Regions from separate parts of the Homo sapiens genome. Here region 1 is linked to region 2. Evidence: chromatin loops called from intact Hi-C (ENCODE). Cell type or tissue: CD4-positive, alpha-beta T cell. All regions are shown on one strand. Each heading gives the region's core, and the rest is flanking DNA. Links, peaks and the distances in the headings are about the cores only. Region 1 overlaps MTUS2 (microtubule associated scaffold protein 2). Region 2 overlaps MTUS2 (microtubule associated scaffold protein 2).

Region 1 (6,277 bases), core at 587-5,586, 180 kb before region 2:
GGCTTCATCCCTTAGATCTCGTGATATCAACCATGAACCCATGTGATTCCCACATGGTCATAGAGAATCCCAGCCCATCTTCAAGGAATCAGTCCCACATTGTAATGTGCCCGCTGGAACAACCTGGTGAACTTTCAAACTCTACATGTTTACTTATTCAATTCATGCATTTATTCAATAAACAACTGCTGATAGCTCTGGGTCAGGCCCTGCCCTAGGTAGGGGACACAGGGAAAATGTGGGCCTGTCTTCACATAACTTACATTGCAGCAGGGGTAACAGGCCACAAACAAGTCCAGACAAAATCACCACACACTGTGATTTGTTATGAAAGAAACACAAGGGACAGAACTAGAGAAGGCACTCAAGGGTGGACGAGGGGAAACCCACTTTGGAAGGCGTGGTTGGGAGGACCTCTTGGAGGAGTTGGCATTTACAACAAACATTCCTCTCAGCTGCGCCCACCTCCTTTATGCATTATTGATATCGTTATAGAAACCTAGAAACAAAGCATCAGAATCATTCTTGAACATATCTTCCCTTTGTATATACCAATGCAAGTCAGTATGCTTGTTTCCCTCATGGACTTCACATATAAATCCCCCCTCTGCTCCTGTGATGGGCACCAGGTTAGCCCTTAGTGCCTCTTGCTGAGACAATGCCACCAGCTCTTCTTCCCCGGCTCTTTCATTTAGATCCTCCTCCTCCCTGTGCCTGTCATTCAGTCTGAAGCACAGATGACTCAACGTAGTCTTCTAAATAAAGTCCAAACTGTTCTTTCTGGTATCTGAATCTTTCCCATCTGATTTCCTGCTACCACATCAGGCACAGTGTAAACCCCAGGCAGGTAGGATTCCATCCCGTGGCTTCCTGTCCTACTTACTTCATACAAGGCTGTGCTTGAGACGTCCGCTGTCCAAGCAGATAAATTACTGGCTGCAAATCTGTCCCAGGGGGCCACTTCCTATCATAGCCACATATTTTTCCCAGTTCTTGAACCCCAGACTCTCTAAAAGCTTCACACTTTTTGCAACTGCTCCTGGGAATGTAGTCACAGTGGGCATGACCGAGGTGGGCCATGTATAGTTTAAAAGTTAGGGATGATCTATAATATAGTATGATCATTTTCTAAAATTTTTGAAAACAATATGCAGGAAGATAAAAATCAGAGTTTATCAAAATTTAATGGTTTTATTTGGTGTGTGGGGGGGATAATTTCTGCCAAAGCACCACTACTCTTTCCCCCAAGAGAGGGTGCCATTTACCTAATAATTTTCTTCTGTCATCGTTTAGTTTTTACTTTGGCTTCATTGTAAGCATTAATCTCTGGGTTTGATAAAGTTTGAAAGGCTGATAGTTAAGTGGTTAGGACTGCTTGGGTTCAGATCTTGGCTCTGTCTCTTACTTGTGTCTGACTTTGGACAAGTTGCTTAATCCCTCTGTGCTTCATTTTTCATCCTTAAAATGGGGATAAAAGTGGTACCTAATTATTGGAATTGTTGTATGAAAGGAGTCATTAGAGTAAAGTGCTTAGAATATTGCCTGGAACATATCAGCACTCAGTGGTAATGCCACTGATATCACCCCCATTAACACAACATGGAGCCTTAGTCACAGCCCATCAGTCTTTTGACTTCCCTTTTCTTCCTGCCACTGGTCCTCCTATGGCTTCGTATCTTTCCAGGGCGATAACTATGATCACTCTCAGTGGTCTGGCTCGGAAGAGGCAACCCTAGAGAATGGCGGTGCTTTTTCCATCTGTCTTTACTCAGCACCCTAAGTCCGAGTGAAAAAGAGAGAAACACACAGGATGCTGATTTGGTTTTGATGTGTGCCCCACCAAATCTCATGTTGAAATGTAATCCCCAGTGTGGAGGTGGGCCTGGTGGGAGGTGTTTGAATCATGGCAGTGGATTCCTCATGAATGGCTTAACCCATCTCCTTGGAGATAAGTTCTCATGAAACCTGGTTTTGTAAAAGTTTGTAGCAGACCCCCTCCTTGCTCCTGCTTTTGCCATGTAAGGTTCCTGCTCCCGCTTAGCCTTCTGCCATGAGTGAAAGCTCCTTGAAGCCTCTCCAGAAGCTAAGCTGATATCGGTGCCATGCTTCCTGTAAAGCCTGCAGAACCATGAGCCAATTCAATCTCTTCTTCTAAATTTATAAATTACCCAGTCTCCAGTATTTCTTCATGGTTATACAAGAATAATCTAACACGGAAAACTGGTATTGAGGAGTGGGGCATTGCTATACAGATACTGAAAATGTGGAAGCAGCTTTGAAACTGGTTGACAGGCAGAGGTTGAAAGAGTTTGGAAGGCTCAGAAGAAGACTGGAAGACGAGGGAAAGTTTGTAATTTCTTAGAGACCGTTGAAATAGCTGTGCCCAAAATGCTGATAGTGATATGGACAGTGAAATCTAGGCTGACAAACTCCCAGATGGAAATGAGGAATGTATTGGAATCTGGAGCAAAGGTCATCCATGTTACAACTTTGTAAAGAGCTTGGCTGCATTCTGTTCATGCCCTAGGGATGTGTGGAAGTTTGGAGTGATGATTTATAGAATTTGGTGGAAGAAATTTCTCAACAGCAAAGTGTCTAAGGTATAGCGTGGCTGCTTGTAACAGCCTATTGCCAGATGTGGGAGCAACTAAATGACTTAAAGTTGAAATTCATATTTAAAAGGGAAGCAGTGCATAAAAGTTTGGAAAATTTGCAGCCTGGTCATGTGGCAGAGAAAAAGTAAAGAGGAATTCAATCAGACTATGGAGCAACCACTTGCTAGAAATATCTGTATAAATAAAAGGGAGTCAAGTGCTAATATCCAAGGCAATGGGAAAAAGACCTCAAATGCATTTCAGAGACCTTCATGGCAGCCCTCCCATCACAGGCCCAGAGGCCTAGGCGGGAAGAATGGTTTTGTGGGCCAGGCCCAGGGTCCTGCTGCCCTGTGCAGCCTTGGGATATTGCTCCCTGCATCCCAATCACTGTGGCTCCAACCTTGGCTCAAAGGGTCCCAGGTACAGCTCAGGCTGCTGCTTCAGAGGGTGCAAGCTGTAAGCCTTGGCAGGTTCCATGTGGTGTTAAGCCTTCAGGTATATAGAAGAGTGCAAGAGTTGAGGCTTGGGAGCCTCTGCCTAGGTTTCAGAGGATGCATGGAAAAGCCTGGATATCCAGGCGGGAGCCTGCTGCAAGGGCAGAGCCCTCACGAAGAACCTCTACTAGGGCAGAGCCAATGGGAAATGTGGGGTTGGAGCATCCACACAGAGTCCCCAATGGGGCACTGCCTGGGGGAGCTATGGGAAGGGGGCCGCCATCCTCCAGACCCCAGAATGGTAGATCCATTGGCAGCCTGCACCTCTCAGCAAGGAAAAGCCACAGGCACTCAACTCCAGCCCATGAGAGCAGCCTTGGAGACTAAACCCTGCAAAGCCACAGTGGGGGAGCTACCTAAGGCCTTGGGAGCTCACCCCATGCACTAGTGTGCCCTGGATGTGGGACATGGAGTCAAAGGAGATTATTTTGGAGCTTTAAGACTTAGTGACTGCCCTGCTGGGTTTTGGATTCGTGTGGGGCCTATTGCCCCTTTCTTTAGGCCAATTTCTCCCTTTTGGAATGGGAATGCTTACTCAGTGCCTATAATTACCATTGCATATTGGAAGTCGATAATTTGTTTTTTATTTTACAGGCTCATCAGTGGAAGGGACGTGCCTTGTCTCAGATGAGCCTTTGGACTTTGGACTTTTTTAGTGATGTTAAAATGAGTTGAGACATTTGGGAGACTATGTGCAGGGGATAATTATATTTTGCAATGTGAGAAGGACATGAGATTTGGAGGCCAGGGGTGGGATGATATGGTTTGGATCTGTGTCCCCACCAAATCTCATGTTGAAATGTAATCCCCAGTGTTGGAGGTAGGGCCTGGTGGGAGGTGTTTAGATCATGGGGGCAGATCCCTCATGAATGGCTTGGGCCACCCCCTTGGTGATGAGTGAGTGAGTTCTCATGAGATCTTGTTTTGTAAAAGTGTGTGGCACCTACCCCTACCCCTCGATTCTCTCTCTTGCTCCTGTTTCTGCCATGTGATGTGCCTGCTCCTACTTTGTCTTCTGCCGTGAGTAAAAACTCCCTGAGGCCTCCCCAGAAGCTGAGCTGATACCAGTGTCATGCTTCCTGTAAAGCCTGCAGAACTGTGAGTCAATTAAACCCCCTTTCTTTATTAGTTTCTTAGTCTCAGGTATTTATTTATGGCAATGCAAGAACAGCCTAACAGAGACGCATTTCACTACTCCCCATTCATCCAGAGAAAATATTAACTTCTAACTAAGCCAGAAGGTGGCCTTGGGTCTTTCTCAACACAGAACTCCAGGAGCCCAATAAAGAATTCCAGCCCTAGACCAGAGACCACACCCTTGTCTATACCTAATGCCCTGATCAAGAGGAAGACATACTTCTATAGGACAGGGGCTGGGAAGAAGATGGTAACTCTAGGTCCACAGGAACTTACTGGATTCCTACTATAGGGTCTAGTCTCCTTGAGCTCTTCTGGACAGGCTTTGAAAGCAAAGTCTTTAACAGTAATAAGAGTGCCATATAGTACAGTCAAACACCATAGGCTCTGCCCAAGTCCCATTCCTGCTTTGAAACATACTAATAACATTCTTCTAAGAAAACAAATTAATCCTCTTTTGTTAAATGGCTTGTTTACCTTCCGTCATTAGACTTATCTGAGAATTAAATGAGAAAGTGCATATAAAGCACTTTACAAAGTGCCTGGGACACAATACATGTTAGCTGACACCATCAGTACCAGCACCAGCAGAAGCAGCTCTCTTTCATCAGCTGTCATTTCTTCAAGATTCCCATCTGTCCCACAAGACCCAAGATGGCACCATATTTTATGAGATCCTGTCTCATGCAAGCCCCTATAGCAAGCCTTATGGAAATATCTTCAAGTCATCCCTAACTTCACCAGATGAACAATTCAAGCAAATGATTTGTGCAAGTGGCAGGTATTGACACTGACAGTCCTCCCCAGCTTCACAAGCTTCTACTGCTCTAGGGGGTAGTTTTCCCAGGGCCTGACTGACTGAGGACCTCAGCATCTCAGTGTCCCAGAGCTAGTCATAATTCCTTCAAACTTACTTTTTTTTTTTTTTACACTAATCACAATTTAATCATTATAGGGGGGAACAAAAAGTTCTCCTGCTGTTTATCCATTCCCTCAACCACCCAGACACTCCAGAGAAGCTTCCATATCTCCTCTGGAGTCCACTTTAATATATGACAAAAAGAGTCATCTTTCTTATTTCTTTTCAGGAAACAGGGGAAATATGGGTGCAGATGAACTGGTAAAATGAGACTTATAGTCCAGGGACACAAATGTAAAAGAGAAAGGAGGCCCAAATCTGAGAGAGCTGTGGCATTCTGCAACCACAGGCAAGTCTAGCAGTTCTTCACAGCCCAATTAAATGCCACCTTCTCTATGATTCAGTTTCCCTGTGGATAACAGAACTACTTTAAGAAAGACAGAGCTGCTTAACGAAGAAGGCAAAGGCCAGGAGTGCTAACACTGACTCTCTCAAAGTTATAGAAGTAATCACAGAAGATCAAAGCCAGCATCAGCCAGCCCAGGACTTCTGAACTTCTGGCACATAAATGGCTTAAAGCTTTCTTTTGATTTGGGAAATTTTCTTTAATATTTGCCCAGTCACATTCACATAGGAGAAAATTTAGTCAAATACTGACGGAGGTTAGTTACTTAAAAGACCAAAGGCTAATATATCAAGAGACCTTTGAGTAATTAAAGGCAACTTTTTACCATTCCTCTTTTATATCAATTAGACCCATTGTAATAAATCCCTTTTCCCTATCTGAAGTACTTAAAAGCTTGAGCCATCATCCATGAACACTCTAACTTTAGCTCATCATTGTCTGAATATCTTAGTAGTTAATACCTTGGGGAAAATATTTAAACTGGAGCATTTTAATTATATGCTTAGTGTGGAAGTTGTTAAAAGATAACACCATCTGATGTGAACCCAATTTAAATTCTGCTGAAGTTATTAATATGGTATAAAATTATAGAAATGATCAAGGGCTTATATAGTAGCTTTTATTAATAGAGCAATAAGAAAGTTTAGGTGCTCTATTTCTGTAGCTTGGATTTTTTCTGTTCTAAAATAGTCTGCTTCTGTGTCAGAGATCTGATTAGTTATATTGAAGCTTCTGAGGGACTTGTGGATTATTACATGTCAGATACTGCTTTAGTCAGCCACTT
Region 2 (6,277 bases), core at 479-5,478:
GTGTCATGCACCTACAGTCCCAGCTCCTAGGGAGGCTGAAACAGGAGAATCGCTTGAACCCAGGAGGCAGAAGTTGCAGTGAGCTGAGATTGCATCACTGCACTCCAGCCTGGGCGACAGAGCAAGGTTCCATCAAAAAAGGAAAGAAGAAAAGAAGGGGGGGAGAGGGGAGGGGAGGGGAAAGGAAAAAGAGAAAGAGACCATTGCATGGAGGAGCCCCTAACCCTGACAATACTGATTTGAACTTCTCTGGAGGATGGAACTTATAAATCTAAGCAAAGTAGAGAGAATGCTCAGTAACAACAACAGTTGTTTTGTTTTTTTTTTTAAGGAGGGTGGAGGGAAGAAGAAAGAGATGGAGAAAGCAACCAGATATGAGACAGGAAACAAAAAAGTGAAACAGAGGCCCACAGTTGGACCCAATTTGAAATCCAAAATTTACTAAAAGAATTTATACAACGTAAGATTTAAAAGGGCACTAACTGGCTTTTGTACTTCTGCAACATAGGTTCTGAATTAACTTTAACACAATTTGAATGCACCAACAGGCAAATCTTCATGGCCTTAACACTGAGGCTCAAACTACATTTATTCCTGGGATCTCATTAAATTTAAACAAATTACCCCCTATAATTATAATCTATAATATAGATCTAATTTATAAGTCTTTCATTTACAGATTAACATGCTATAATCTTAGGGGAGTTACTGAACAAAAAATAGAGGGCACATAAGTATGTTTCACCTTAACTGCAGGAATTATTGTCTAAATTTTCCAGTATCATAGCATTCATTGTCCTAAAATATCCCATAGTGAGCATGGACACTCTGGCCTAATGATCAATACATTTAAATATAATTAAGAATTTGACATATACAAAATTGGCTTGGCAAAATGAGACCCCATGGACCATACCCCTAGTAAAACCAGTTAGTATGGCTCAATGTAAATTTAAACAGAAACTTACAAGTACTGAAATCCATCACATGCCTCCATTGTTCCTTCATATAAGAACTCAATTTGGCCTGTTCTTAAATTTGGAATGAATGACACTACACAGTGGATTATGTAACCTTAATGCCATAGTGCTACCCAGTAAGGCCCCCAGACATTATATTATTGAATTGACTGACTCCATCTAATCAGCAACTGCAACGTATTTTGCTATTATAGATTTGGCTAATATGTTCCATTCAGCTCCCACTTCAACAGCTTCTTAGTCAAAACTTTCCTTTACCTCTAAAGGAATACAACCTATCTTTAGCTGGTGGCCACCCACAGGGTACCCCAACAGCCTTGCCATCATACACAAGCCTTTGCAGGGAAGGTCTTAACTGCACTCAACTTTCTCCAAGAGTACAGGCATGACATTATATTGATGACATTCTCTTCTGAAGGCATTCATTCGACATTCGACACACTCGTTCAGGACATACAAATAAAAACTCACCAAGGAGTTCACAGAAGAGAAATGGGCCATTGCCTTGTGCATAGTACAACGTCTTGCCACCATGCTAAATTCCTGAAAATTACCTGGTAAACTGCAGGGAACTCCATCCCCTGACTCTTAAGAAATAGCTAATGATTGTATCAGCACCAAAAATAGTAAGGGAAGCCCAGGGTCTTTTAGGCTTTTTTGGGTTCAGGAAGCAAAATATCCTTCCTTTGTAAATTTTTATTGAAGCCCATCTTCAATGGGCTTCCCTCCAACAACCGCCTCTAGAATCTGTCCAAACTGCAATCAACATGCATTTCCTTTAGTTCCCTCAGAGACTCCTCACTATAAAAGCTTTAGTAACCTCCTCTCATGCTTCCTGGAGTCTCTAGACCACTTATAATGGCTATAAGTTACCCCTGGACTTCTGATACAAGAAACTGAACCCCCTTGGCCCTGCTGTATACAATATAAGAATACCAAATTCTGGCCATGTGCTGATCTCTCCTGAGAAGAGAAACTTCTGTTCTCTGAACCCGTGACCCTCCATACCCAGGTCTCCATTATGCCTTGAGTCATACAAGTGGCACCCTGCAAGCTTGGCATAGCTATTGAGGCCTCTTTGCTACAGGACAGGGCCAAACGTGGGCCCTCTCGCATATTCTATTTGCCAAGTTGTAGGAGGATGAAAGGAGGGCCTCCCCTTTCCTCAGACCTTTGCCTGATGCCACAGTGCTGGAGGAGGTCACCCCTTTAAGATTTGGCTATGTAAGGAGCCACTTGCAATCAACTAATCAACAGCAATGGGAGTTCATACATTTTACAGATGAAAATATCACCATCAGGCATGACGGAGCTCACTGGAGAGCTGCTACTTTTCATCCCCTAATCAATATGTTGCTGATACAAGATGGGACCTATCTTAGTCAGCTCAGGCCGTCATAACAAAATGCCACAGACTGGGTGGCTTAAACAACAGACATTTATTTCTCACAGTGCTGCAGGCTAGAAGTCCAATATCAGGGTGCCAGCATGGTCAGGTTCCAGTAAAGGCCCTCTTTCTAGCTTGCAGATGGCAGCTTTATTGCTGTGTCCTCACACAGCAGAAGAGGAAACTCAAGTGTTTCTTCTTGTACTCCCACCATGGGGGCTTCATCCTCATGACCTCATCTAAAACTAATTGCTTCCTGAAGCCTCAACTCCTATCACATTGGGGGTTAGAACTTCAACATATGAATTTTAGGGAGACACAAACAGTCAGTCCATAACTGAAACCAAGGGTCACCACAATCGGACAAACTTCAGGCAGTCGTGTAACACTGGATACTCCGGCCAAAAGTTGATTCCATCTGCATATTTTTATATTCTTGGGTCATTGCCAGTAGTCTGACACTCTGGTCTAGTCAAAGACCACAACAATTTCTCGTTCAAGGTTGCCACACTTGGGGTAAAACAAAAACAAAAACAAAACAAAACAAAACAAAACAAAAATAACCAAACCTCTGGTAATCTCTCGCCCTACAGATACCCAAAATATAAATTAAAGTCACACATATCTCTACACATGCCCAAGCCACAATATAAGGTCTCATCAAGACACTCCTTATCTATTAGGTTGGTGCAAAAGTAATTGCAGTTTTTGCCATTACTTTGAATGGTAAAAACTGCAATTACTTTTGCACCAACCTAACACTTTGGAGTTCCAGACACTGATAGTACAAGAAACGTTTTGCTTCCCAGAACACACAATGCTGGGCTCTTGAACAAGGGATTCAATGGAATGTTTGTCTTCCTTATTGGCCTCAGGCTATAAGCCTCATAGAGCACCATAAGGGCTTACTAAACAAGCTCAAATTCAATAAAATAATATATAGTATGTTTTAGTCGTCAGTTAGACATCAGGGTGAATTGTAATAGTAAGACTCCTGTGTTTGATGTTTGAAGCTGTCATCTTTTTCAGCCTCACTGCTCTCATTTCCCCTTATGGCCCACATCTGGACTGATCACAAAGCCTAGATGCTCCCTCCTCTGGTGCTTGTGGGAAAGTCAAACCAGGCAAGTTCCTGTTTATGTACAGAAACCCTTGCCCCACCCTATACCCTAACCTCAATAAAAACTCCAAGCCAATCTCCTTTCAGTGCTCTCTCAAGACATTTTCAATCTGCTTGAGAGGACTGCCCTGCTTTATTTATGTCAGTAATAAAGCATTGCCAAAGGAGATTAACATCTGGGGCCAGGCGCGTTGGCTCATGCCTGTAATCCAGCACTTTGAGAGGCTGAGATGGGAGGATCACCAGAGGTCAGGAGTTCAAGACCACCCTGGTCAACATGGTGAAACCCCATCTCTACTAAAAATACAAAAATTAGCTAGGCATAGTGGTGGGCACCTGTAATCCCAGCTACTTGGGAGGCTGAGGCAGGGGAATCACTTGAACCCAGGAGGCAGAGGTTGCAGTGAGCTGAGATTGTGACATTGCATTCTAGCCAGGGTGACAACAGTGAAACTCTGTCTCAAAAAAAGAAAAAGAGAGAGAGAGAGATTAACATTTGAGTCAGTGGACTGGGAAAGGCAGACTCACCCTCAATCTTGGTGGGCACAATCTCATCAGCTGCCAGTGCAGCCAGATTAAAAGCAGACAGAAGAAAAGACCAGACTGGCTTAGCCTCCAAGCCTACATTTGTGCTGGATGCTTCCTGCCCTCGAACATCAGACTCCAAGTTCTTCAGCTTTGAGATATGGACTGGCTTCCTTGCTCCTCAGCTTGCAGACAGCCTATTGTGGGAGCTCACCTTGTGACAGTGTGAGTCAATACTCCTTAATAAACTCCCCTTTATATATCCATCTATCCTATTAGTTCTGTCCCTCTGGATAACCCTAATACACCATGGAATCACCTCATTGCTAAAGTTCCAATTAATGTAAGAACCAAAGTAGAGTAGTTTGGGGTTTTTTTCCTCTGTATTAATTTTAACTCATACCAAACTACTTTATAAAAAGGCCACTCTATAATATTCCACTTTGCTTTACTACAAATTCAAATTACCTAAATATTTTCCTAATACTAAATGAGAATCCAAACAAAATTGAGATACGAATCCACCTATGTCCACAGAGCAGCTACAACAGGTATAAATTTAACAAAAGAAGTATAAATCTTTTACTCTGAAAACTATATAATATTGTTGAAATAATTTAAGAATACATAAATAATTAGAAAGCATCCCATGTTCATGGATTGGAAGTCTTAATATTGTTAAGATGGCAATACTCCCCAAATTGATCTACCGATTCAATGCAATTCCTATGTAAAATGCCACATGGCTTATCTGCAGAAATTAACAAGCTAATCCTAAAATTCATATAGAAATTCAAAAGACAAAGAATAGCCAAAATAATCTTGAAAAATAAGAACAAAGTTGGAGGGCTCATACTCCCCCATTTCAAAGCTTAGTGTAAAGCTACAATAATCAAGACAGTGTGGTACTAGCATAAAGATAGACATATAGCTAAGTAGAACAGAATTAACATTCCAGAAATAAACCCAATATTTGTGGTGAACTAAATTTCATCAAGGTTGCCAAGACCATTCATTGGATAAAGAAGAGGTTTTTCAACAAATGGTGTTAAATATACTTATTCCAAAGAAAGCTAGACCCCTATTCATCTATATTTTAAAAATTCAAAATGAATTAAAAGCTTCAAGGTGTGTGAAAAAACTACAAAACTCTTGGGGAAAAATAGGTATAAATCTTGATGACACCAGATTAGCCAATGGTTTCTTAGCTATGACATGAAAAGCATAAGTAACAAAAGAAAAATTTAGGTAAGTTGAATTTCATCAAAACTGAAAGTTTTTGTGCTTCAAAGGACACTATCAAAAAAGAGAAAAAAACCCTAAGAATGGGATAAAATATTTGCAAATAAGTGTCTAATATCCAACATGTATAAATACCTATTCCAACACAACAATGAAAAGAAAAATAACCAAATTTTAAAATTAGCAAATAAATTGAATAGGTATCTCCCCCAAGAACATGTACAACTAACTGGCCAGCAACACATGACAAAATGCACAGCATTTTCAGCCATCAGAAAAAGTGCAAATCAATGCCATAATCAGATACCATGACACACTCATTAGGACAGCTATAATTAAAAAGACAGACAATAACAAGTGTTGGTGAGGATATGGAGAAACTGGAGCCCTCCACATATAGCTGGTGGGAATGTAAAATAGTGCAGCCACTTTGGAAAACAGCCTGGCAGTTTCTTGGAAGATTAAATACAGAGGTGCAATGTGACCAAGCAATCCTCCTTCTAGGTATATTCCAATGAAAAGATATGTTTACATAAAACTTGCACATAAATTTGACATTATTCATAAGAGACAAAAGTTGGAAAGAATGCAAATATACTTCAACTGATGAATGGATAAACAAAGTGGATTACCTATACACTGGAATATTTTTCAGCTATAAAAAGGAGTGAAGTACTGATACATGCTGAAATGTGGATGAAGTTTGAAAGGCCACATATTATATGATTCCATTACACGAAATGCCCAAAATAGAGACAAAATGGCTTAATGGTTTCCCAGAACTGGGGCTTGAGGGAGTGGCTGCTAATGGATACAAGATTTCTTTCTTTTTGGGACTGTGAAAATGTTATAAAATTGCAGTGATATTTGCATAATTCTGTGAATATACTAAAAACCACTAAATTGTATCCTTTAAATTGTGAATTGCATATAGTACACGAATTATATCTCAACAAAGCTGTTATGGTAAATAAAAGTTCTTCAGCTCAGGAATAGGCTTACATTAAGACAGAGCTATGGCTG

What was found. Hi-C counts contacts between places; a loop is a spot of excess contacts. Peaks named below come from ENCODE experiments on the same cell type or tissue, not always from the same donor. Only the 100,000 strongest peaks of a DNase experiment are listed, where the experiment ranks them.
Region 1: it touches region 2 in a loop (2.4-fold over the local background); 6 of 110 quality-filtered maps call a loop at or near these places.

What each region holds. Positions count from the first base shown.
Region 1 is chr13:29,261,450-29,267,726 of GRCh38, reverse strand. All of the region lies in intron 5 of MTUS2 (microtubule associated scaffold protein 2), which reads right to left. Among named protein-coding and RNA genes, the nearest start is that of MTUS2-AS2, 14 kb to the right of the region's middle. In CD4-positive, alpha-beta T cell, for the core only: no CTCF peak of the experiment used is centred there; no DNase peak of the experiment used is centred there.
Region 2 is chr13:29,078,415-29,084,691 of GRCh38, reverse strand. All of the region lies in intron 4 of MTUS2 (microtubule associated scaffold protein 2), which reads right to left. Among named protein-coding and RNA genes, the nearest start is that of MTUS2-AS2, 170 kb to the left of the region's middle. In CD4-positive, alpha-beta T cell, for the core only: no CTCF peak of the experiment used is centred there; a DNase peak (open chromatin) is centred at 3,461; H3K27ac peaks cover 1,058 bases.